Regions from separate parts of the Mus musculus genome. Here all the other regions are linked to region 2. A link is a loop called in an ENCODE intact Hi-C map of the cell type or tissue named here. Cell type or tissue: heart. All regions are shown on one strand.

Region 1 (8,000 bases), 200 kb before region 2:
TGTATATGCTTACATAGATATATGCAAAGAGAACAAACATGACAAAGCAAATATGGGAAAAGCATTTAACACTTGGGGCAGCATAGAAATTCTTTATATTAACCTTGTAAGTCTATAAATCTATAATTATCTCAAAATAACAAAATTATTTTTAAGTGATAGAGAAGAACAAATTTTTCATAAGTGAGATGGTCTTTATATATGTGTGTCCACATAGGTGTGTATACACACACACACACACACACACACACACTCTCTTAAAGGAGTAGGCCAATGAGGTTCGGCAGTTAAAGGTGCCTTCTGCCAAGCCTGAGGACTTGATGTTAATCTCTGGAACACACATGGTGGGAGGAAAGAACAGACTCCCAAAGACTGTTCTCTGTTTTCCACACTTGTACAACGGCACACATAGACATAAACACACAAGCAATAAATGCACAAAAATTAAAGTTGAATCAGCAAGATCTAAGCGTTATTTATCTGTGCTTTCTGAACACAGGTGGGGGCATATGCAGCAAACTGAAAATAAGTGCTTGAGTATGTAAATGAGCTTAGGCTCGTTAAACAGATTGGAAATTAAGAATGCAAAACTTATTTATTTATTTATTTATTTATTTTTATGGTTTTCCGAGTCAGGGTTTCTCTGTGTAGCCCTGGCTGTCCTGGAACTCACTCTGTAGACCAGGCTGGCCTCGAACTCAGAAATCCGCCTGCCTCTGCCTCCCAAGTAAAACTAATTTTTATTTACTCTCTTCTGGAGTTACAATGTAGAGTACTACACAGGGCTATACTTATACTAAGCCACTTAGAACCTGAGGAGAAGAGAAAAAATTAAGAATGCAGATCTTACTTTTATTTAAAATCCTGATCTTTTGTTTATCCCCTCCCGTTGACTAGGGGCTTTAAACATATTGTGATGAAAATAATCTGCCTTGATAAGTTTTCTATCAGTCTTACTCATCCAACCCTAGTCCTTCACGTAAGACAGACTGGACTCATCAGCTGGCAGACAGAGGGAAGGAGAGAGTGCCAGGCCTGTGCTGGCCTCTGAGTAAGGTGATTTACACACAGCATCTCATTAATTCTCTTAGTGGTCCAGACAGGCGGATGTTTTGTACTCTGCAGCTTACAGTACATACGGAAACAGTATCTCAGGCTGCTCTAACTCCAAGAACTGATCACAACTGGGAGCCAGTGACCCTATGCAGGGCAGTGCCCTTCATTTGATTTCCTTCTGAGAACGAGACCTGAGCTTTCTTGACAGTCAACAGGAGTGCTGGTTTCAAATACAGCCTAGTCTACACTCTTCACGTAAAGACAGGCAGTCCCCAAATCACCATGTCTCAACTGACTCGCTCTCTTTCTACAGCACGAACACAACCTTGTTCTGATTTCATGAGAAAAGGTTCACAGTGTTATGGTAAGATAGAGGCAGACACGAAGAGGGACTTACACACTGCAGCTATGATGGCACTTACCACAAAGGCACATCAGGGTTTGCTGACAAGCTTAACTTATAGTTATAAAGGGATTTTTGTTTCGTTTTGTTACTTAGGGCTGTTTTCATTATTTACCAATGGATTGCTGTGAGGAATTATACATCAGAAGACGAGTTTTCATAAGAGAGTGAAAGTTCACTTTGGCAAATAGCTTTGATAAATGAAAATATATGACTCAAATTTTTGTAATATAGAAAAAGTACACTAAAAAAAAAAAGAAAAAAGTACACTAAATATTGGCTGAGCAATTTCTACTTAGTACTCTTAGAAAGTTAACTAAGAATTAACTATGAACACCATTTTGGAACAATATGATATTTGAAATTGGTAATTATTTTACTTCTTAGCATACAGGTCCAATGAGATACTAAATATTCATCAACAATAACTTGTTTTTAATAGGAAAAAGAACAAACAACACTTACTATATACCTAGAGGTATCAGAGTTAGACTCCAGCAATAATACTAATTATCTTTCTGGCAACTTAAGCTTCCACATCTAAATATAAGTTATATTTTTATTACTCTATTAGTTGGGAAATACCTCGTATCTTTATAAAACACTGGCATTTAGATTATTTTCTCTTTCAATCTTTTCTGACTTATAAAATGTTCCTAGAAGCAGTGGGGGTCTTATTTCATTCAATAAGCCTGTGTGGTACATGTGTCTTCTGGAGGGAGCACAAAGGAAAAACAAGATACCTGGGTTAGCTTAAGAAAGATTCAGTATTCCTGAGGTACCTGGAAACAACTAACTTCTTAAAAAACCTAACTTCTAAGTTAGCAGGCTACAGTGATGCCTGCTTCTGTTCACTGAGGCATTATCCTTAGTAGTAGAGACACAAAATCAACCTACTGTCCACAGCCACAGAACATGGTGTAGACACACATGGAATTCTAGTCTATCACGAAGAATGAGATGATCTCTTTTTTTTTTAATTAGGTATTTAGCTCATTTACATTTCCAATGCTATACCAAAAGTCCCCCATACCCACCCACCCCCACTCCCCTACCCACCCACTCCCCCTTTTTGGCCCTGGCGTTCCCCTGTACTGGGGCATATAAAGTTTGTGTGTCCAATGCGCCTCTCTTTCCAGTGATGGCCGACTAGGCCATCTTTTGATACATATGCAGCTAGAGTCAAGAGCTCCGGGGTACTGGTTAGTTCATAATGTTGTTCCACCTATAGGGTTGCAGATCCCTTTAGCTCCTTGGGTTCTTTCTCTAGCTCCTCCATTGGGAGCCCTCTGATCCATCCATTAGCTGACTGTGAGCATCCACTTCTGTGTTTGCTAGGCCCCGGCATAGTCTCACAAGAGACAGCTACATCTGGGTCCTTTCGATAAAATCTTGCTAGTGTATGCAATGGTGTCAGCGTTTGGATGCTGATTATGGGGTGGATCCCTGGATATGGCAGTCTCTACATGGTCCATCCTTTCATCTCAGCTCCAAACTTTGTCTCTGTAACTCCTTCCATGGGTGTTTTGTTCCCAATTCTAAGGAGGGGCATAGTGTCCACACTTCAGTCTTCATTCTTCTTGAGTTTCATGTGTTTAGCAAATTGTATCTTATATCTTGGGTATCCTAGGTTTGGGGCTAATATCCACTTATCAGTGAGTACATATTGTGTGAGTTCCTTTGTGAATGTGTTACCTCACTCAGGATGATGGCAGGAAAATGAATGAAACTGGAGATCACATGCTAAGTGAAATAAACCAGACTCACAAAAATACAATGTGGATCCCACATTACACACACACACACACACACACACACACACACACGGATGTAGAAGGGCCTATTTGGGACAAGGATGGAAATGAGTAGGGAGGAGGGCAGAAGGGGGAAATAGTGAATGCGGTCAAAATACACAATATATTTGATTGAAAGTGTCATGAAGCCTACTTCTTGACTTTAGTTCTTTTTCAACATGGAGTCTCACTATGTAGCTCTAGCTGCTTTAGAACTGACAGAGATCCACTTGCCTCTGTCTCCTGAGTGTTGGGATTAAAGGTGTATGCCACCATGTCTTTCAGTATTGTTTTACTACAAACCCCTTTAAAAGGCTCCAACTGTATAAAGTGTCCAATACTGCAGAGCAAGGTTGCTGCTCGGGAATCCAGCACTGGCGAGGTGGACAGCTCCCTGGCCGGCTCTGCAGGGAGAGGCTTCAGGTTCTTCCCTGGAAAGCTGACCATCTAGGGAATCTACCACCGACCCCAACAGCTCCTGATAACACATACACGTTATCTCAAAGGTCTCTCTTGCCATGGCCTAGGAGGCGATGGAAAACAGTGCACTGGTACTCATCCTGTGTTCATGCAGAGAATCATCCTTAATGTTCTTCTAACCCATTCATTGGAGCAAGGTCCCTCAATCAAACCCAGAGCTTACTGATGCGGCTAGTTTCCCTAGTGAGCTTGCTCTTACCTTCTGCCTTCAGCGGCTGGAGTTACAGGTACCCTACCCAACTTCTTAGCATTTTACATGGGTCCTGGAAATCCGAACTCTGATCCTCACAAACTACCAAAAAATTCCCCAGCATCCTCCCACCCAATGTTTTCAGATAAGGTCTCCTTGTGTAGTCCCAGCTGGCCTCCAGCTCAGAATCCCCCTGCCCCCACTTCTTGAATGATGGAATAACAGGCTTGCAGCACCATGCCTGGCTTGACTTTTTTTTTTTTTAAACTGTTTCTTCATGTTTCTTCATCTTTTTAAAAAAAAAAAAAAGCCATCCTGTACTTAGAATTTTACATAGTAAAATTTTGCAGAAGTTTTTGTATAGAAAACCAGCTAGTCTTTTATATTTCCTGAGACTACACTTTGCCCTTTACGACAACTTTGATATAGTTATTAGTTCATGAAAATAAAATATGACAAGAATTTTACTCAGTGTTTCTGAGGAAAACTAAGACAAAACAAAACGCCACTCCTGTGTCTTCTGAAACTGCCCAAGGATTTAGCAGTGTCTCTCTGAAACAGTAAGCCAGGTTGCTGAAGTTGCTAGTTCCAATCTTACAACCATGAGGGGGCGCCAGACGGAGCAAGAAGGTAGTATTCTCTGTGCCAATGTGAACTGCACTTTCTGTTTCTGTGTAGCGATATACTTTGAGAATTAAGAGTGTTAAGTTTGGGGCAGGAACAGCTGTCAACATCTGCTTTTCTCAATTCTCTGGTTGCTGCTATATTTAGAAATGCTGTTCCTAGTCTAAAAATCAAGTATATGTCCATAAAATAATTTTTATGCTTTTCTTAAGATACAAGCTACACAGGGATGAAAGGGCTTACAACCAGGGCTTTCTTTTCTCTCATGCTCACACCAGGAATGGCAGTTAGTAGGGTGCATTCTACAGATTATATATGATTTAAAAGTGTGGCATGCCCATAAGAGCTCTAGATTCTTTGGAATGCAAATTAGTTGTCAGGTACAGCAGATGGGCATAATCGGTGAGTGGGCAGGATGCTAATAGGCTCCTTCTGGTCAGGGACTAAGAAGGGTTAATATCAAATTACCATGAGAAATCTCTGTGAAACAGATGTAAAAGCCGCTGAGGAAAAGGAAGTCACTGGGAAACAGGCAGGGAGATGAACTGATATGAACAGATACACAGATGTGTGCACCCACATAATACAGTTATTTGACTATAGAAGACTTAAGCTATAGTGGAGAGTCTGCCAGTCAACACACCAGCCAAGCCAGGAGTTTCATGCAAAGTCAGGAACACCTACCTCCAGTTCAGACGGCCTTTCTAATAAACCCCAGCACTAAATTGCCTATAGCCATTTCTGTTTGTGATCCTGAGAATTACATTAGGATCATCAAAATCTACCTCTCTCTTTTTTCTCACCCCTCTTGACTGCTTGTGATGAATATTTCATGGAACTCCCTCATAGCCGCCCTCAGGTGTCCTTACAGAGAACTAAATCCAAACCCAGGCTCCAGCTGACACCCTGTGTGGAGATAAGCCCTGCTGCACTGAGCCTTGAAGGAACAGCCATGTGCAAGGTGGTGGGCGGGCAGACCCAGCCAGCAGGCTGCAGGGAAGGCCTTCAGATGCTCGTCTTGCTTTGCAGGCTTTGCTTCAGTGTTTCTCTGGTCCATTCCCTGTTCTCTTTGATCTAGTCCTAGGGTCAGCTCTCCTTAGAGAGGTCTTTGCAGAGCATCCTGGCTCCATGCATCCTGGTCCCGAGGGACCTTCCTCCACAGCGTTACATAAGCTGAAGTTATTTCTTTGTTCACACCTTTTGCTTCACTTCTTGGCCAGAAGGTATATTCCACAAAGACAAGATCTATTTCTGCTTCATTCAGGACTGGATTTTCAAAGAGTGCCTGATGGTGAATGAATCATTATTGGTCTGAATAAAACAAATGCATTTATTATACATGAGAGTTGCTTGTCTGAGAAAAGGTCATGAGAGTCTGACCTGCAGGGAGGGCCCAGTAACTGTGTGGTTAGCAGAACACAGAAAGAAAAATTCACCCCGTCACACAGCCGTGAGGAAGAGCCAAACCACTCAGAAACAAACGTTCAGGACAGTAGAGACTTGGCAGCAGTCATGGTCTTCAGCAATGGAGAACTTCAACAGCAATGTTGATAGCCACAGTTCTAGAGCAGTCTAACAGCATGCTCTAGAGCAGTCTAGCATAGACAAACATCAACTTGAAAGACCACTGGCCCCTGACATAGTGACAAATGGAAAAGTCTGAGTCTCGTTGAACATTGCTTTCCCAGCAGAAGGATTTCGTTCAAAACACAAAATCTTTACCTTAAGCTGGTTCCCAGTATAGAATGCAGAGATTCTAAATTAAGTGCTTGCTTACCTACCTGTTCATTTCAGTTTTAGGATTTTAATAAAGAACTATTATTTTGGGTGGGGGCAAAATTCAGTGCTCAAGTGTCATTCATCAAGTGACTAAGGAAAATGCAGACCTCTATTCTCCCTTTTGTAGAGAAATGACTGAGGAGGAAGCCACGAGCTCTACTGTGTAATTTTTCCTGCCTTCACAGGGCCTATGAGAAAATTCCTTTTAACACTTGAATAAAGAGGATGAGACTGTGGGGGAGACTAGACTTCTGTTGTTTGGTTTCTGTAAAACCAAAATAACAAAAATTATTTACTAGTTCTATACTGGTTTTGAAATTAATAAAACTGTAATTAATAACATCACATCATATACCAAAGTTATTGACTAGACCTAAAGTTTATATGATTCAGTGAACTTCTATTCTTAGGATTATATATTTTTTTAAATTATGTATTCTTTTTTTCTTCTTCCCCCCACCCCCCCTTACTTCTACTTACTCCAGGTCCCGCTCACTCCGGGCCCTGCTTGCTCTGACCTAGGGTTTTTTGTTGTTGTTTTTTTTTTTTTTTTTTTTTTTTTTTTTTAAATTTGTTTCTCATTATGGATGGTTGTGAGCCACCATGTGGTTGCTGGGATTTGAACTCATGACCTCCGGAAGAGCAGTCAGTGCTTTTAACTGCTGAGCCATCATCTCACCAGCTCATATTCTTTTTTCATATATAGGAGTGTATGAATTTTTTATTTTCAAGTTTTTAAAAATAAAGTTTATAAAATTAAAATATATATATGTGATGGTTTGTATATCCTTGGACCAGGAAGTGGCATCATCTGAAGGTGTGGCCTTGTTGGAATAGGTGTGACCTGGTTGGAATGGGTGTGTCACTGTGGGTGTGGGTATAAGATCCTCACCCTAGTTGTCTTCCACTAGCAGCCTTTGGATGAAGACATAGAACTCTCAGCTCCTCCTGTGCCATGCCTGCCTGGATACTGCCATGCTCTCACCTTGATGATAATAGACTGAACCTCTGAACCTGTAAGCCAGCTCCAATTAAATGTTGTTTTTTATAAGACTTGCCTTGGTCATGGTGTCTGTTCACAGCAGTAAAACCCTAACTAAGACAATATATTAAACTTATTTAAAAGTTCTGATTCCAAAAAAGAAGCCATTTTTGGGTTAGACTATATTAGCTAGCTCTCTGATGCTTTTGGTAGAGGTTTCATGAGAAGACATGGCCATGAACAAAGCCCCAGCGTTATTACAGCTGCTGTGAGAATTTCTCACTCACACCCCTCTGGAGAGGTGACCCAGCAGGTCTCTGTCCTTCCAAAGGGCCATGGATTCTGAGATTCTCTCATTTGAACCTGTGTAAGCAGGGAGGAGGGAGGGTATAGGGAACTTTCAGGATAGCATTTGAAATGTATATAAAGAAAATATCTAATAAAAAAATAAAGAAAAAAGAAAAGAAAAAAAAGAATCTCGACTTTCTTTACATTTGGAAATATCCAATAAAAATGGAAACAGAGTGCATGTGCAGAAGCAAACTTTCCTCCCAACTGAGGTAACAGGTTTCAGGGATTAGAAAGAAGACATCTTTTAGAGTCCATTATTCAGCCTATTGCACTACCCTAGAACTTAGTGACTATAACAGAATTTGTTTCTTCTTGTACCTGGAGTTGGACCAGTCTCACCTA
Region 2 (8,000 bases):
TTGCAAAGAATGTTTCTGTAGCTTGGGTTCTACTGAACCCTGCTGTGAAGGTGGACATAGTGTTTCTCAGAGGGGTGATGCTGTACACACGTTATAGAGCATAGGTAGGCCTGGGTGAACAGTATGTCTTTCCATACTCACACAGGTTTGAAGGGAGAAGAAAAGAAGAGCATTTGTTCTGTTTTTTTCCAAGATTGTGTCTCTGTGTATAGCCTTGGCTGTCCTAGAACTTGTTCTCTAGACCAGGCTGGCCTCGAACTCACATTGAGATCTTCCCGGCTCTGCCTCCCAGGGGCTGGGATTACAGGCTGTGCCAACCCCCACCCCACACTCTGGCATCTTTGGAATCGCGCTGACTCTGCCCCTCTCCAGCAGTTCAGCTTGTTTTGCTTCATTTGCGTGTTGGTCTGCCTTCCTGACCCAGTGTTTAGCTGTGTGCCCTTGTCTTGTGCTGTGGGCACATTACAGTTAGATCTGTACCCAGGGCAAGCATTCTGTCCTCTACCTCTGTCACTATAACAGAATCCATAAGATAACTTACTGTAAAGAGAAAAGGTTCATGGGCTTAGAGATTCTGGGCCATGATCAGGTGGACTTTCTGCGTCTAGAGATCTGATGGCGCTGCCAGATAGGAGTTCATGGAGAAACAAACTGCCCGGTTCATGGTCAGCATCGCAGAAAAAGAGACAAAGGAGAGAGCTAGTGTCTCACAGTCCCCTTTAGGGTCCGGACTTAAAGCCTTCCCACTAGGCTGTACCTCTTCAAGGATCCATCTCCTAATATTGCCATCCAAGGGAACAAGCCGTTAACTCACAGGCCTTTGGGGGCCTTCAAGATCTAAATTATAGCAGTGGCTGCGGTGAGAAGAGGTTCAGTCGGAGTCACTCATCGTGAAACTCTTAACGGTGGCTCTCCCTTCCAGGCCCATCGTGGACCTCATTGGTGCTATGGAGACGCAGTCTGAACCCTCCGAGCTGGAGCTGGATGATGTCGTCATCACCAACCCCCACATCGAGGCCATCCTGGAGAATGAGGACTGGATCGAAGATGCCTCGTAAGGCCACAGGAAGCTTTCGCTTTCTAGTCCTCTGGGATGGCAAAGGGACTTCTGGGTTCCTTCACAGAACACTCCACTGGACACCCAGAGCTCTTCCCCTTCCCCCGTCATGAGGAATGTCAGCATGAGGCATGGCCATGTTTGTTCTTGTCCTGTTCCTTTCACTTTGTAGTCTTGAAGACCCAGGCAGTAAGATGTGTGGCAGACATCATTATAAAGCACCCCCCGCCCCCGTGAGGTTGGGTCATTCTTGGACTGCCCAAGGATTTTGAGTTAGCTCCAGGCAGCCTTTGCTTTCAGTGTCTCAACAGGGGCTGTCTGTTTAACAGGACAGTTCTTTGTGAAGTGTGTACCACTTCTTTTCATAATCCTTTTATCTTCTTGTTTACTGACACACACTTATATCAGGGTGCTATATACAGGGTGTGGGGCCAGGCCTTGAAGATGTCAAAATGACAGGAGATAGAACTGTACCAAAGCCAGTGTCATAGAGGTTTTAGGGAGTCTCCGTGTATGGCGAGTGGCACAGGGAGTTAGCAGGGTTCAGATCTGCCTGGGGTAAGAAGATCAAGGTAGCTTTGAGGAAACATATCCCAAAGGGGTGCATTTGAAGAAATGTTTAAAATTGTGCTTGTGCTTCATGTTGACATTTTCATACATGTTTATCATGTATTTTAACCACACTCCCTCCCCATTACCATCTCCCATCCACCTCCTACTTCTATAATACCCTTCTCTCCCTAAGTAGTCTACTTCTATCTTTTTCTTTTATGTTGTGTGTGTGTGTGTGTGTGTGTGTGTGTGTGTGTGTGTGTGTGTGTGTGTGTGTGAGAAAGAGAGACAGACAGACAGACAGACAGAGACAGAACGAGCCCCATTTAATTTAACTAGGATTGCTTATAGGAGCCTGGCCATCCCAATAGTAGCCACACAACTAGCTAAGAAAATGCCTCTCCTTTTCCTTTACTTAACAACCATTAACTACTTATAAGCCCTTATGGAGCATGGGGCCTCATAAACCCCTCCCCTGAGTGGGTGCTTTTTGACTTGGGTTTGCAAAGGGGAACTCACCAGGCTGAGTCTAAGGAAAAGGACATGTTGGACATGCGGAGACATCAAACGTTGAACTTGGCAGGTGGTGACAGAGCTGGCTGGAGGAGTGGGTCGGCTGTGTATGCTATAGCACTGGGGAATTCTGTGTGGAGGCGTTGTCTGCTGAGGCAATCTGGTGCCGGCTGAAGGACAGAGGGGGGAGCTGGATGGAGATGGGCACTTCAGAACAGTACTGATAACTTTCCTCTTGTCTCCCCAGGGGCCTCATGTCCCACTGCATCGCCATCTTGAAGGTAATATTCAGATCTCCCTGTGAGGTCATGGGCAGTTGTGGGAGCGCCTCCAGTATACATGGAGCACTGCAGGTGTACATGGAGTTGACCTTGCAATGGTCCCTTGTTAGCCTCATGCTATATTTCTTCTGTCTGCTGCCATCTCTCCCTATCGGGTCTGTTTTACATTATCATTATAAACATCCTCTTTAGGCTTTTCCCCAGTCTAGTCATCTTAACACAGTGACTTATGGAAAGGACGGCTTGGGGGTCTCCAGTGATAATTTTCCAACCATGGAGAAGGCTGGGTGTCTGAGACCATGGAGCTGCAGCAGCAAGGGCCTCCCTGGGATCCTTTATGAATTCTGAGCTCAGTCCAGGGAACACAGCCTGTACTTAGGTTTCAGTTACTACAGGGTTCCCTTTGGCTTCCTTGGTGACAATAGTCAGACAAACAGGACAATCAGAGTTACCAAAAACCCAAATTACAAGCTCTTCCACTTGGAGGCAGACTTTGGTCTTGGAAGGCTTGGAAGATCACATCCAAGTTCCACTGTTTCCAGCCGCATGGTTCTTGCGTTCGTTTCTCAACTCTCGCCTGATATCGTCTCTCCTAATAGAATAATAACAACATGCAAATACTTAACAAAATGCAAATATGAGCTTCTGCACATCAGCGACCTTATCTCTTTGTCTACTAATTATTCAGTATTTCAAAAGAGACAACTCGCTCTTTTCTCTAAGGTCACTCCATACAGGATATTAAAAAACCCTGTATTTGCTTCTTCTTTGGCTATCTCTGTAGAAAACGGTGGCCTCAGAATCAGGAAGTTCCTTGGATGTATAAATATGGCTACACATACAAATATGGTTATAGGCAAAGGTAGCTAGGTTCACAGATTGGAGCAGGAAGCCATATTACATTTACCTTTGTCCAGACATGATATGTCCTGGGCCTTGTTTTTCTCCTGTCCTTTTTCATCAAAGGGGGAGGGCCCTTCTTCTTGGATTGGGGAGCTCAGATAAAGAAAAGGGCTTCTGAGCTTCCTCTTGAGACCCCAGGATGCCTTTGCTCCCCATTCTCCCCTGTGGTGGGAGAGTGGAGAGCGTGGATCTTCCTCCTCAGTGGCCTCTTGACCACTCTTCTTCCTGCTTCCTAGCCTCGAGTACCAGCAGGTAACGGGGCTTCTTTGCAGGGATAGAGGCATGCTTGGTTTTAGCATAAGGGAATACAGAAAAGAACCACACGCCTTGGAGCTGGCCAGTGGTGCGGGAGGAAGAGGAAGAAGCCCACGTGTTGCCATTTTGCCTTTGCCCTGCTTTTTCCAGGGCCCTTTTTATCATCACCTGGAAAAACGTACAAATAACCCACAACCCTCAAAAACTGTCAGCATAGTTGTCTTTATTGGAGAATGTGCCTAAAGAAAAACAGTTGCCCTTTGTCCAGCCACATTTCTGTGAGCACCCCACTGGAGATATTAGCCATTTAGAAGTCTAAACCATGAAGTAATAGAAAGTTTCTCCCCCAAGTCAAGGTGGTAAAATTGGAGCGCGTGATTTTTCTTAGATGGATTATTCCAGCTTAGTCCTCTTTGAGCTGAAGGTCTGTCCTTGATCTCAGAGCCCTTCCCCCTACAGCTTCCACCCAGGCTATTGGCTTTTGCCTCTTTCCACCCCATTTCCTCTCATCACTAGGGTAGGAGCCAGTTTACCAGCGGTGCCCAGGTTGGGGCCGTGTTCATCTTTTTCAGGGTGCCAGAGCCCTTGGTGTGGGGTTGGGGAGCCAGGTCACCCACATCACATCTTGTCTCCTTGTTATATTAGATTTGTCACACTCTGACAGAAAAACTCGTTGCCATGACAATGGGTTCTGGGGCCAAGATGAAGACGTCAGCAAGTGTCAGTGACATCATTGTGGTGGCCAAACGGATTAGCCCCAGGTGAGTGGTCAGTGGATGTGAGGTCCCACAACGCCACAGGGGAAACTGGGGTAGCCAGCAAGGCCAAGTACTGCTTTAAACAGTAGGTCTGCAGTCTCAGTTATCCGAACCCCCAGTGCATACAGAACTGCCTCCCGTGGGTATTCCTAAGCTGAGGTGGTCACTCATCATTTCTCTTGCCAGCATAAGCCCTTTAACAGCTCGGTATAACTGGGCTGACAGAGCCTGCACTCAACAGTGACAGCTCCTACCCTTACCGGTCAGCCTCCCTTACCCTGCTACGAAGTGGCTGTCAGCAGGCGCAGTTCCCACTGGCTCCTATGTTATAGCTTCATAGACTTTTCAGCCAGGCCCTTAGGTCCAACCCTATAAGTATACTGGGGACTGGTTTGAGAGATAGATACCTTTCTTCCATGGTGGCTCTCATTCACTGCTTGATTCCCATCCTAGCACTGGGTGGGAAGGGAAGCCACAGCACATTCAGACCTCCTGAATTCCTGGCTGTCTGCAAAATCCCCTGTGGGAGGTACCCGGCAGGGCCTCAGTCAACAACTACACCCCCTCAGTTGGACTGGATTTTGCAAAGAAAAATAAGGCCCTTTTCTTAGAGCAAAAGGACCTGCTAAATGCATGCTGCCACCTGGTGGCTGGTATGTGGATTGGCTATCAAATGACGGGATTCCAGGAAAGTGTTCTTATCAAGTCACCTGACCCCTCTGCCTGGAATGGCCTCCGCTGTGCATTCCTGGTGTCTGGGTTAAGTCACAAGCAACCAGGCTTTTCTGTCTCAAGAATAACCTAGTGGGGCTCAGGAGGAGCCATGTGGCGAATCCTCTGGGAAATACAAGACTTGGAGTACTTGAACTCTGTCTAGGTAGTCAGTGAGTGGAGACGCTGAGAGGGAGGATGCAGGCCGGAATAGCTCCTGGCTCTGGAGTTCCCCCATGGGTGTAAATATCTGGTTAGCATCAGCGGCTTCATGAGACACGCCCACCCTCCCAGGCTCCAGCTTGTGCCAGGCGTTGCCGCTACTCTCCCACCATATTTAGACCGTGCAGTGCCCCTATCTCCTGGGCCCCTTCCTTGTGCATTTTGTTACTCTTGAGATCCGCCCCGAGGTGCAGGTTATAAGTAGGGTGTTAGGGTGCTGATTTCTGAGAGGGGACAGGGTTTTTAACAGTGTGCCAAGGTGAGAGTGTGGCATTGTCAGGAGGGCAGAGCTCTCTGCAGAGTGCCCTGGACAACCTCACTCATGTTTCTTGCCAGAATCCTCTTGTTTTCTTCATTTGGCCTCATGAGTTCGCCCTCTGGCTGATATTTGTCCCCATGTCCTTCCTGTTTAATTTTCTCCATCTGTCACGATGATGATTTATTATTTCAGGGAGAGCAGTTTCTGCCTTGGGCTCTGCAGAGGGGGAAGGGGCTAGTTGGGTGGGACAGACACATGCTGAAGACCGCCGTGCTCACCAGCTCCTCCGGCCTGAGAGTGAGGGCTGTGTATTTTTCTTAGTGCTTTTAGAAATCAAATTATACAGTTTTTTTTCTTTGTACCAAGTGATCATGGGAGCAAAATCTTGTACCCCACAAATCAGAACAGGTAGGAATGTAACTTAAAATATTAGCCATGGACTGACTATCCAGGACGGAAAACACACACACATACACACAGTGGAGAGGTTTGAACTCAAATTAAGAGGTGAAGTGACTTTTTTGGGGGGGGTAGTGTTCTATATCACTGTATTTGTATCTTTAAAAAAACCCACAAAAGTAATAAATGCTTATAAAAGTTAAACTACTTCAGGAATAGATTATCTGAAAAGTGAGGTGCTCCCTAATTCCACCCCCTCCCAATTTGGGGAGATTGGCCACCATAAGTGGCAAGCATCCCCTTAGACGTCCCCTCTTGCATTTCATAGCTTTAGTTTACTGTTTATATATATACACATATATATACATATACACATACACACACACACACACACACACATATATATATGTTAAAGGGTACAGCATGCTCATGCTTGGTAGTAACCTTTTCAGTGTCGTAGTTATCCTCAGCATCGCTCCCTATGTGTGACCTCACACATTTTAACCATTGGGATGAAAACAAAAACAGAGAGCAGGGATATTCCCCAAGTAGAATCTGAAGTCTTTCTGTTAGACTCCACTGGGTATGCAGAAGCAGGTAGAGAAAGGACTCCTAAAGGTGGGTGTGTAACAGCACCAGAGAAGTCTGGAGTGACAACAGCAAGGAAGGAGGAGGAAAAGGGACTAGGAAAATGCTCACAATTGTCCCATTGCCTCCCCTCAGAGTGGACGACGTCGTGAAGTCAATGTACCCTCCACTGGACCCCAAGCTCCTGGATGCACGGTGAGAGGGAGGAAGTGTGACTCATCTTGTCTCACTTCAGGGTCGCTATTATCAACCATGTCAGGTGGGCTGCTTGGGTTATGAAGAGAGGATGTTTTTCCAGATTTCCAACCACCCCTGGCTCTGGGTGAGCCATTCAGTGAGCTGAGCCTGGCAGGTGATAGAGCCCAATCTTCCTCCTGAATCCCTAAGAGGAAGGTGCCAGCCATGTGTCAGCCTTGGCTCTGCAGGCTTAACTATGCTAACTGGGCCTCCCTGCCCTCCACGCCCCATTCCTTCCTCTGATCTTTGGACTTACCCAGGTGCCACACCTTGCTGGAAGCACTGCCCAGTGGGGCTGTGGTGAGGTGAACCCAGCAATGAGAACATGTAATACCTCAGCCACAGTGGAAGACACTCCCCATCAGGTGTTTCGGGAACCCCTCCTCCTCCACTCCCCAGAATGTACTCAGCCCTATCGAATGTAAACCCATAAAATACCTACCTGCTGTCTCCATTTGATTGGTGAGGCTCCCACTGACATGTTGTGTAATGGTTGCCAGGTGGCGAGTAAGTCATGACACGTTTCTCTGCCCACTCTTAGTGTTGTTCAGCTTTTCCCATGGGTTAGTAATTGGTAATGGAGCCCTGAATACATCTAGCACCATATAAAATCATTTCAGAGTGAATCTTTCAACAAAAAAAAAACCCCAGATCAAATAAAAAAAAAAAAAAAAAACCAACAAAAACCAAAGAAACAACAACAAAACCTTCCTTCTCAATTTGATTTTCAATTACATTTTCTTTAGCGTTGAATAAGCCAGCCCCAGGCTTATTGATTTGTGATCAATAAGGGATGCTCACTGAAGAGGGATATATAGCCCATCTTTAAGTGGGCTGCAGTTAGAGATCTGCTCATCCAATTGACCACATCCAAACTGTTTCATAAAACACCCTTCTGGGAGCTGTTAATGGGTGTGTTGCAGAAAGCCTCTTCTACTACCCGAAAAGCTCCCGTTTCCCCATGGAGTTATGTTAATCTCATCAAAGGCTCTGAGACCTTCTGTTTAAAGCCAGCCATCCCCCTATGTGTGGCTCCATTGTGTTAAGTAACTGCTCACCTTCCAGGGAAGGGTCTCCGGTTTGGGGAACACTAACCTAGAGTGTGTACTCATTTGGACTTCTGTGCAAAGTTCCCCACTTTCTACAGAGTCTGATCTCTTCCTCCCCCCCCCCCCCCCAGGACAACCGCCCTGCTGCTGTCCGTTAGTCACTTGGTGCTAGTGACCAGGAACGCCTGCCATCTAACCGGGGGCCTGGACTGGATT
Region 3 (8,000 bases), 390 kb before region 2:
GAGGTATTTTTTTTTTAAATTTATTTCTATGAGTATATTGTAGCTGTCTTCAGACACACCAGAAGAGGGCATCAGACCACATTACAGATGGTTGTGAGCCACCATGTGGTTGTTTGGAATTGAACTCAGAACCTTTGGAAGGGCAGTCAGTGCTCTTAACCACTGATTCATCTCTCCAGCCCAGAGAGAGGTCATTTTAAGTACGGATTTGTACTTGGAAGCCTGTCGGGGGCCAGCATCAATGCTGATGGAATTGGGGTGTGAGGTACAGTCTGGGAGACTCCTCTCAGATGACTTACAACTGGCATCCTGGGTATCAGAGTCAGTGTCCCGACGGGAGGACATGCTGTGAGAGGGGGCACTGCTTCGCCAGTCGTCCTCTACCTGAACCCCGATGGACTGGAATTTGGTAGCAGGACTGGGCTCCTCTTTTGGCACTGGCTGAATGCAGTCAACTTGTATTCCTATCGATGACAGTTTCCTTTTGGGGATGGCCTCGGAATGGGACTCAGAGCTCGTCAGTGTCCCTTGTTCACTCTTCAGAGCTGCATGCTTAGGGGGTGGCTCCGGAGCTTCAGGGCCTGGGGTAATTCCCAGCACTCGGGAGGCAGAGGCAGGCAGATTTCTAAGTTCTAGGCTAGCCTGGTCTACAGAGTGAGTTCCAGGACAGCCAGGGCTACACAGAGAAACCCTGTCTCAAAAACCGAGAGAGAGAGAGGAGAGAGAGAGGAGAGAGAGAGAGGGAGAGAGAGAGAGAGGGAGAGAGAGAGAGAGAGAGATTGAGAGATTATTTTGGGATTAAAAAAGGTAAAGGGAGACATGGTTGTTTCCATGGTGATGCTGAGATTGGGGTTTGGTTTTTCTGAGCCAATCATTTATTTACATCATTCTGATTGTATCCAGTCTACACACCATATGCTTTGTTATTCAAGTAAAGTCAAGCTGTTTTGAGATGTAATTTTGTATCTTCCATTATACCTTCAATGGAGAACCAGTAAAAGTCCAAACAGCTGTTGTACAGACCCAGAATAAAAACAAGTGTAAGGAACCCAAAGCCTGTTCACAGACAGCTGTGCCATATATATATTTTTAAAGATAAGAACTTGTTAGAGGTAGTTGTGGTGAGGAAGCCACTGTAGACATTATCTACACAGGGAACCTCTTTCCCTGATGTCACAGGAAGAGTTAGAAGATATTTGGGGAGCTGGTGACATAGTTAAGCATGTGAAGTGCTCTTTCAGATGACCTGAGTTTGGTTCTTGGTTCGTTCTAGCTCCCTTGTCTGTGGCTCATGACTACTGTAACTCCAACTCTAGAGGTTCTAGGCTCGCTTTCATGAGCTCCATTACTACCTGCACTCAGGAGCACATCCCCCACCCACCCTTCCTTCCTTCCTCCTTCTCTTCTCTTCTCTTCTCTTCTCTTCTCTTCTCTTCTCCTCTCCTCTCCTCTTCTCTTCTCTTCTCTTCTCTTCTCTCTTCTTCTTCCTCTCTCTCTCTCTCTCTCTCTCTCTCTCTCTCTCTCTCTCTCTCTCTCTTTCTTAGCAGGGTCTCACAGTGTAGCCTGGAACACTCTGTGTAGACAAGGAGGAGGCTTATTTTATATGTGAGTACACTGTTACAGTCCTCAGACACACCAGAAGAGGGCATTAGATCCATTACAGATGGTTGTGAGCCACCATGTGGTTGCTGAAAGTTGAACTCAGGATCATCTCAGCAGTCAGTGTTCTTAACCGCTGGGCCATCTCTTCAGCCCACTAGTGCTGGGATTAAAGGCGTGTGCTCCACCACTGTCAGGCTCTGATATGGTTGCCATGTTTAAGTCCATGAGTAGGAGTAGGAATGCCGACTGTCAGGCAGAAAAGGCGCCCTCTAAAGGAAGGAAGTAAAGAGAATGATGGGCTGCTTACTGAACTGCAGGCGTAAAACATCACTTTTAAAGGAATGATTCAGAAAGCATCTCTGTGTGCTGTTCTTTGAGTTGAAAACCAAGGGCTATAAAGGGAAAAAGTGAGAGTGATGGGGAGTAGGGAAGAAGAGAAAATAAAAAATAAAAAACGAGAACTGAGCAGAGCTGGCAGCAGGAGAGTGCTGAGTGCTGAGATGTGTGGAACAGAGTTCGAGGTACACTGTGGAGCACCAGGAGATCCCAACCAGAGGCTCACAAGCGCTGAAGACTAAATACAACATGTAGAGAGGGTACAAAGCTGAAATTACGACGAACAAAGGACAACTGTAAGAATGCGGGTATGAGGTTTTTTTTTTTTTTTAACATCTTAACAGTCCTGAAAATTGCTGTTTTTTTTTTTTTTTTGTTTGTTTGTTTGTTTTTTCGAGACAGGATTTCTCTGCATAGCCCTGGCTGTCCTCTGTCCTGGAACTCACTCTACTGTAGACCAGGCTGGCCTCGAACTCAGAAATCTGCCTGCCTCTGCCTCAATCCGCCTGCCTCTGCCTCCCGAGTGCTGGGATTAAAGGCGTGCGCCACACACCGCCTAGCGGTTTGTTGTTGTTATTGTTGTTGTTGTTGTTTTAAAAGATTTATTTAGGAGCCGGGCATGGTGGACGCCTTTAATCCTAGCACTGGGGAGGCAGAGGCAGGCGGATTTCTGAGTTCAAGGCCAGCCTGGTCTACAGAATGAGCTCCAGGACAGCCAGAGCTACACAGAGAAACCCTGTCTCGAGGAAAAAAAAAAAGAAAGATTTATTTATTATATTTATATAAGTACATTGTAGTTGTTTTTAGACATACCAGAAGAGGGCATCAGATCTCATTACACATGCTTGTGAGCCACCATGTGGTTGCTGGGTATTGAACTCAGGATCTTAGGAAGAGCAGTCAGTGCTCTTAACCGCTGAGCCATCTCTCTAGCCCCTCTTATCCCTGTTATTCAGATAGGAACGCTAAAGATCAAAGTGAGTAGGAGTCTACAGAAGTCACCATCTACTAGTACCCCGCCTAGAGTTTGGAACAAAAGTAGCATTTCCAAAGCCTGTTGTTCTTAAATTGTACATTCAGGATGATGATACAATTGAATTGGTTAAGAAAAGATACAGAGGCCGGGTGTGGTGGCACACGCCTTTAATCCCAGCACTCGGGAGGCAGAGGCAGGCAGATTTCTGAGTTCGAGGCCATCTGGTCTACAGAGTGAGTTCCAGGATAGCCAGGGCTACACAGAGAAACCCTGTCTCGAAAAACAAACAAACAAACAAGCAAACAAACAAAACAAAACAACAACAAAAAAGAAAGAAAGAAAGAAAGAAAGAAAGGAAGAAAGAGAGAAAGAAAGAGAGAAAGAAAAGATACAGAAGCTGGAGACTGGTTGTGGTGGCACACGCCTTTAATCCCAGCACTTGGGAGGCAGAGGCAGGCGGATTTCTGAGTTCGAGGCCAGCCTGATCTACAAAGTGAGTTCCAGGACAGCCAGGGCTATACAGAGAAACCCTGTCTCAAAAAACCAAAAAAAAAAAAAAAAAAAAAAAGAGACAGAAGCTGGAAGTGCCTTTAATTCTAGCACCTGGGAGAGGAGAAGGGAAGAGGGCACAGATAAGGGTGCTTGCTGCCAAACATGAGTCCCTGAGTTCAATCTCTGGGCTGGCCATGATTGTGAGTACTGACTTCTGCAAGAGTTCCCTTCTCCATGTGCATGCCATGGCATGTGAGTTCCCACAGACAGACAGACATAGAAGTAAAAACTTAAAAACTACAACAACAAATGAATTCAGTATAGTCTCATTAGCTCTCCATCAGATTGAGAAAGAAGGAATGACTTCTTGGGTGAGTGTGTGTGTGTGTGTGTGTGGGGGGGGGGGGATGATCACAGCATTACACCGAAGTTCATGGAATTTCAGAGTTGGGAGAATTTGGAAGCCAGTTTAGTTCACGTGACACAACAAAGTCAGGACTTCTGTTACCAGCATGGTGGGATATTACCCAGATTTCATTAGAAAATGCAAAGGGTGGGAATGTCTTTCCTACCAGGTCTCAGTTCTGTCAGTCACTTTATTCCCTTCAGTTTCCTTAGGTATTAATTAAATATTTTTTCAAAGACTCTTGTTGAGTATTGTTGGACAAATGAAAGGAGACAGGTATAGAGATTGATTAGTCCAGTCATAGAGGAGTATAATGTTGGTTCTACTTAGTTTTTTATACAGCACAGCTATTTAATTTCCAGATTGTCATCAACTTAGAAGGTCTCCCTCTGTATAGGTTTAGCAACATCTTTAGGTTGATCCTTAGTGATAAGAAACATGCTTTTTTCCCCTTTCCCTTGATATCTTCACAGATATCCTATTACAGTTGAAGGAATTGGAGATACGGGAGGAAAATTTTGTTCTATTGTTGAGCTGGAAAGCTGGTATGAGTCAAATGTGAATCTCAAGAACTATTTAGATTGAATGATTGGGTCAAAGATGACTTTCAATCCACAATGTGAAGCTCTGTCCGATGATGGAATGGCTATTTGTGAAAGACAGTGTTCTTTTACATTGGCGATTTCTTCCGTCCTGGAAGGGAGTGTGTGTATGTGTCCTCCCTGCAAAACATCTGAATGAATCTGAACGGTGCTATTCCTGCCACATAATAGGCAATTTGAAAGATCATCTATCGCTATGAGTGACTGGTTACACGGGGATACTATACAAACAGCCAAGCAGCTTTCCTTGAGTACTCAGCCTCTTTTGGAGTGGTGGGGATTAATTTCGGTTTGTCTCTTCAGATGGCCGCGAGATGGCGATGGGGGAGCTCGTTTGTCGCTTGCGGGACGCTCCTGGGCCACCCACGGGGCAGAGAGACTACAACTCCCGGGGTGCTCGGAGAAGGGAGGCGGGGTCTTCTGGTAGGAACGCGAGGGCGGGTCTTCCGGGTGTGTGTTTCCGGCGTCGGCGGCCGCGGCCGGGGACGGTGTGAGAGCGGTAAGATGGCGGCCGCAGCGGTGGTGGAGTTCCAGAGAGCCCAGTCTCTACTCAGCACCGACCGGGAGGCCTCCATCGACATCCTCCACTCCATCGGTAAAGGGCCTGGCGCCGTCCCCGCGGCTCCGCCGTCCCGGCGCGGCCTGTGTGGGTCGGAGGCGGCGGAGAGGGGCCGGGCTAGCCGGCTATGGTGCTGCTGACTCACTGTGTGTGAGGGGGGCCGGGCTGGGGGCGCAGGCCGCTCGGGGACCCCAGGAGCCCCATGGCTTCCAATCGGGCGGGAAGCCCCTAGGCAGCCGGCCCGTCCACCTGCTGCCTGCTGACTCACGGTGGGCGCAGCGCAGCGCAGCGTGGCGAGCGGGCCGGGCCAGGTTCGCTACCCCTCAAGGGTCCCCGATTGTGGCCCGCGCGAGCTGGCCGGGGGCTGAGAGTGGCGGCCCGGGACAGACGGGTCGGAGAGTGTGTTGTTGAGAGGTCCGGGCGACTGCCGCGCAGGACTGACATTTCCCGCCGTTGTTATCAGCACAGGTTGCTCCGGGTGGGAGCGCGAGCGCTTCTCTTGGAGTTTTCTTCCGGGACGCTGGGAGCTGTCGCTTACAGCCAGCCCTCAGCCGCAGCCGCCGGCAGCAGAGGGCCACTTTCTGGGTGTGGGAAGTTGAGGGGTGCCACACGCTTAAGATTGGTATTTGACCGGTGTAGCTTGTGAGCTGAAGTGTCGTCCGAGTGGGACCGCCGGGACAGAGGAGGTGACTCATTTTTCCCAGTAGGGGTTGAAGTTTAGTTCTGAGTTCTGAGAGGCTGTCGTTCAGGGAACTTTTTGGGACCGGCGGGCCGCACATTGCTGGAGAAAAAGAAAAATTTTAATACCATAGCGTGATTGTCTTAAACCGTAGGGCAACAGGAAAGTTGAAGTAGGAACCTCCAGCCGGTCGCTTTCTACTGGGATTCAGGTGTAAATAGAAATAAGTGGTTGATGGCAGAGAAGGCCTTTTAATATTCATTCCTTAAGGGTTCAGTTAGAGAATGAGCTTCCTCCTGTGGTAATGTGAGGTTTTTTTTTTTTTTTTTTTTTTTGGTTTTTTGAGACAGATTTTCTCCATGTAGCCCTGGCTGTCCTGAAACTTACTTTGTAGACCAGGCTGGCCTTGAACTCAGAAATCCGCCTGTCTCTGCCTCCCAAGTGCTGGCGTTAAAGGCGTGTGCCACTATGCCCGCCCGGCGTGAGCTTTCAAATGTAGCCTGGGAGATTCGGATTGGATCAACAAGTTGTTGGTGAATGCAGGTATATGAGGGACTGCCAGGATGTTGATGCTTATGTTGACTTAACTGAGTTGCTGAGTCTTGAATTTCTGTACACAAGACTTGTACCAAGAAAGGACACTGTCAACAGCTTGAAGTTCTTGACTCTGGGAATACTAGAAAGGAGAGGAGACGAGAGAGCACAGTGCATTGTGAAGGAATCATGAAGAGTTTCATTTCGAAGTTCTGATAGTGTCCGTTTTAGAGCAGAGTACCATAGCCATCGGATGTTTTTACAAAGACATTTTTCTGTGATCACACTTTAATATTTAGATCACACTTTAATATTTAATAATCTGCGGAGCATAAAAGTTTTTTGTGCATAGTGCCTGATTTGTTTGCCTTTCAGAAAGTAGAAATTACTAATAAACATTGCCATTAGAGTATTTCACCTTTATCAGACCCTTTATGAACCTTAACCTATTTTCCAAATGAAACTACCAAACAAATAAGGGAAAAAAAAACAACCCTCTAAAGAAAAGTAAAATACAGATACTATAAAAAGAAAAACAAAACAAAAAAAAGGAGTGGTTGCTCATTATACTAAGAGTCCCCTGCCAGCTCCCCTGTTAGAGTAAGCTTGAGTCATGGTGGGTGACAGCATTACTTTTTCCGGACTCCATCATGAGTATCAAAATCTTGGATTTTGTCAAGTCATGATGCTTTTTTAGAGCATTGTTAACTAGTCATGGTCACCAAAATAAGCACAGCAAACTTGGGAAAGGCTGTTACAGGGTCAAGCAGTTGAATAATTATTAACAGTTGAAAGTGGGACAGATTAAAAAGTTACTTTAACAGGACCTGAATCCATCATGAGGCAGCCGTCTGTCCTAAGTGAGTAACTCTTCGTATCACACTGAAGCTTTGATAGGAATTTCTCTAGGAGGGAGTTATAGAATTGTTTTTTATTTTATTTTATTTTTTTGGTTTTTCTTTTTTTTTTTTTTAAGATTTATTTATTTATTATATGTAAGTACACTGTAGCTGTCTTCAGACACTCCAGAAGAGGGCGTCAGATCTTGTTACAGATGGTTGTGAGCCACCATGTGGTTGCTGGGATTTGAACTCTGGACCTTCAGAAGAGCAGTCGGGTGCTCTTACACACTGAGCCATCTCACCAGCCCTTTTTTGGTTTTTCGAGACAGGGTTTCTCCATGTAGCCCTGGCTGTCCTGGAACTCACTTTGTAGACCAGGCTGGCCTCGAACTCAGAAATCCGCCTGCCTCTGCCTCCCGAGTGCTGGGATTAAAGTCGTGCGCCACCACGCCCGGCTTAGAATTGTTTATTCTTGATATGTCCTTCAGCCAAAACTTTCTATAGACCTAAAGTTTGTTGAAAGACTTGCTTTACAGTTATCAATAACTTTATAATTTGATTTTAGTTTGTGATACGAAAATACATAGGCATGTTAAGGCCTACTTAAAGTGAAAAATCTATTCTTTTTAACTATTAATATGAGGCATATTCTTTAGATAGTTGGTCATTCTACTCTAAAGGTTTTTTTTTTTTTAAGTCCTTATTTGCTGGTTTCATTTGGAAATAGGCTAGAGTTCATAATGGTCTTATAAGGGTGACTTTTCCCTTGCTTCATTTTTTTTTAATTTTTAATTTTTTATTTTTTTTCCATTTTTTATTAGGTATTTAGCTCATTTACATTTCCAATGCTATACCAAAAGTCCCCCATACCCACCCACCCCCGCTTCATTTTTTTAATCATAATTTTAAGAGTTCATTTTCTTTTCTTAGTGAAACGTGACATTCAAGAAAATGATGAGGAGGCAGTCCAGG

What was found. Hi-C counts contacts between places; a loop is a spot of excess contacts. Peaks named below come from ENCODE experiments on the same cell type or tissue, not always from the same donor. Only the 100,000 strongest peaks of a DNase experiment are listed, where the experiment ranks them.
Region 1: a loop joins it to region 2, with 2.1 times the contacts of the local background. A loop is called at or near these places in 2 of 42 quality-filtered maps.
Region 3: a loop joins it to region 2, with 2.3 times the contacts of the local background. A loop is called at or near these places in 2 of 42 quality-filtered maps.

The regions. Positions count from the first base shown.
Region 1 is chr11:80,610,085-80,618,084 of GRCm38, forward strand. All of the region lies in intron 16 of Myo1d (myosin ID), which reads right to left. Among named protein-coding and RNA genes, the nearest start is that of Gm38907, 4.7 kb to the right of the region's middle. In heart, a CTCF peak has its summit at 4,519 (motif pointing right); no DNase peak of the experiment used is centred here.
Region 2 is chr11:80,813,297-80,821,296 of GRCm38, forward strand. It overlaps Tmem98 (transmembrane protein 98), which reads left to right. Exons shown (of 7, transcript NM_029537.2): 3 at 923-1,054; 4 at 2,370-2,403; 5 at 4,207-4,322; 6 at 6,634-6,693; 7 at 7,916-8,000. Gm31228 (a long non-coding RNA gene) reads right to left here and starts at 7,903. Exons shown (of 6, transcript XR_001780272.2): 1 at 7,794-7,903; 2 at 7,178-7,330; 3 at 2,129-2,995. In heart, a CTCF peak has its summit at 4,963 (motif pointing left); DNase peaks (open chromatin) are centred at 4,935 and 5,305; H3K4me3 peaks cover 905 bases; H3K27ac peaks cover 2,583 bases.
Region 3 is chr11:80,423,747-80,431,746 of GRCm38, forward strand. Psmd11 (proteasome (prosome, macropain) 26S subunit, non-ATPase, 11) reads left to right here and starts at 4,869. Exons shown (of 14, transcript NM_178616.3): 1 at 4,869-5,009; 2 at 7,959-8,000. The coding sequence starts at 4,919. In heart, a CTCF peak has its summit at 4,728 (motif pointing right); a DNase peak (open chromatin) is centred at 4,835; H3K4me3 peaks cover 2,303 bases; H3K27ac peaks cover 1,241 bases.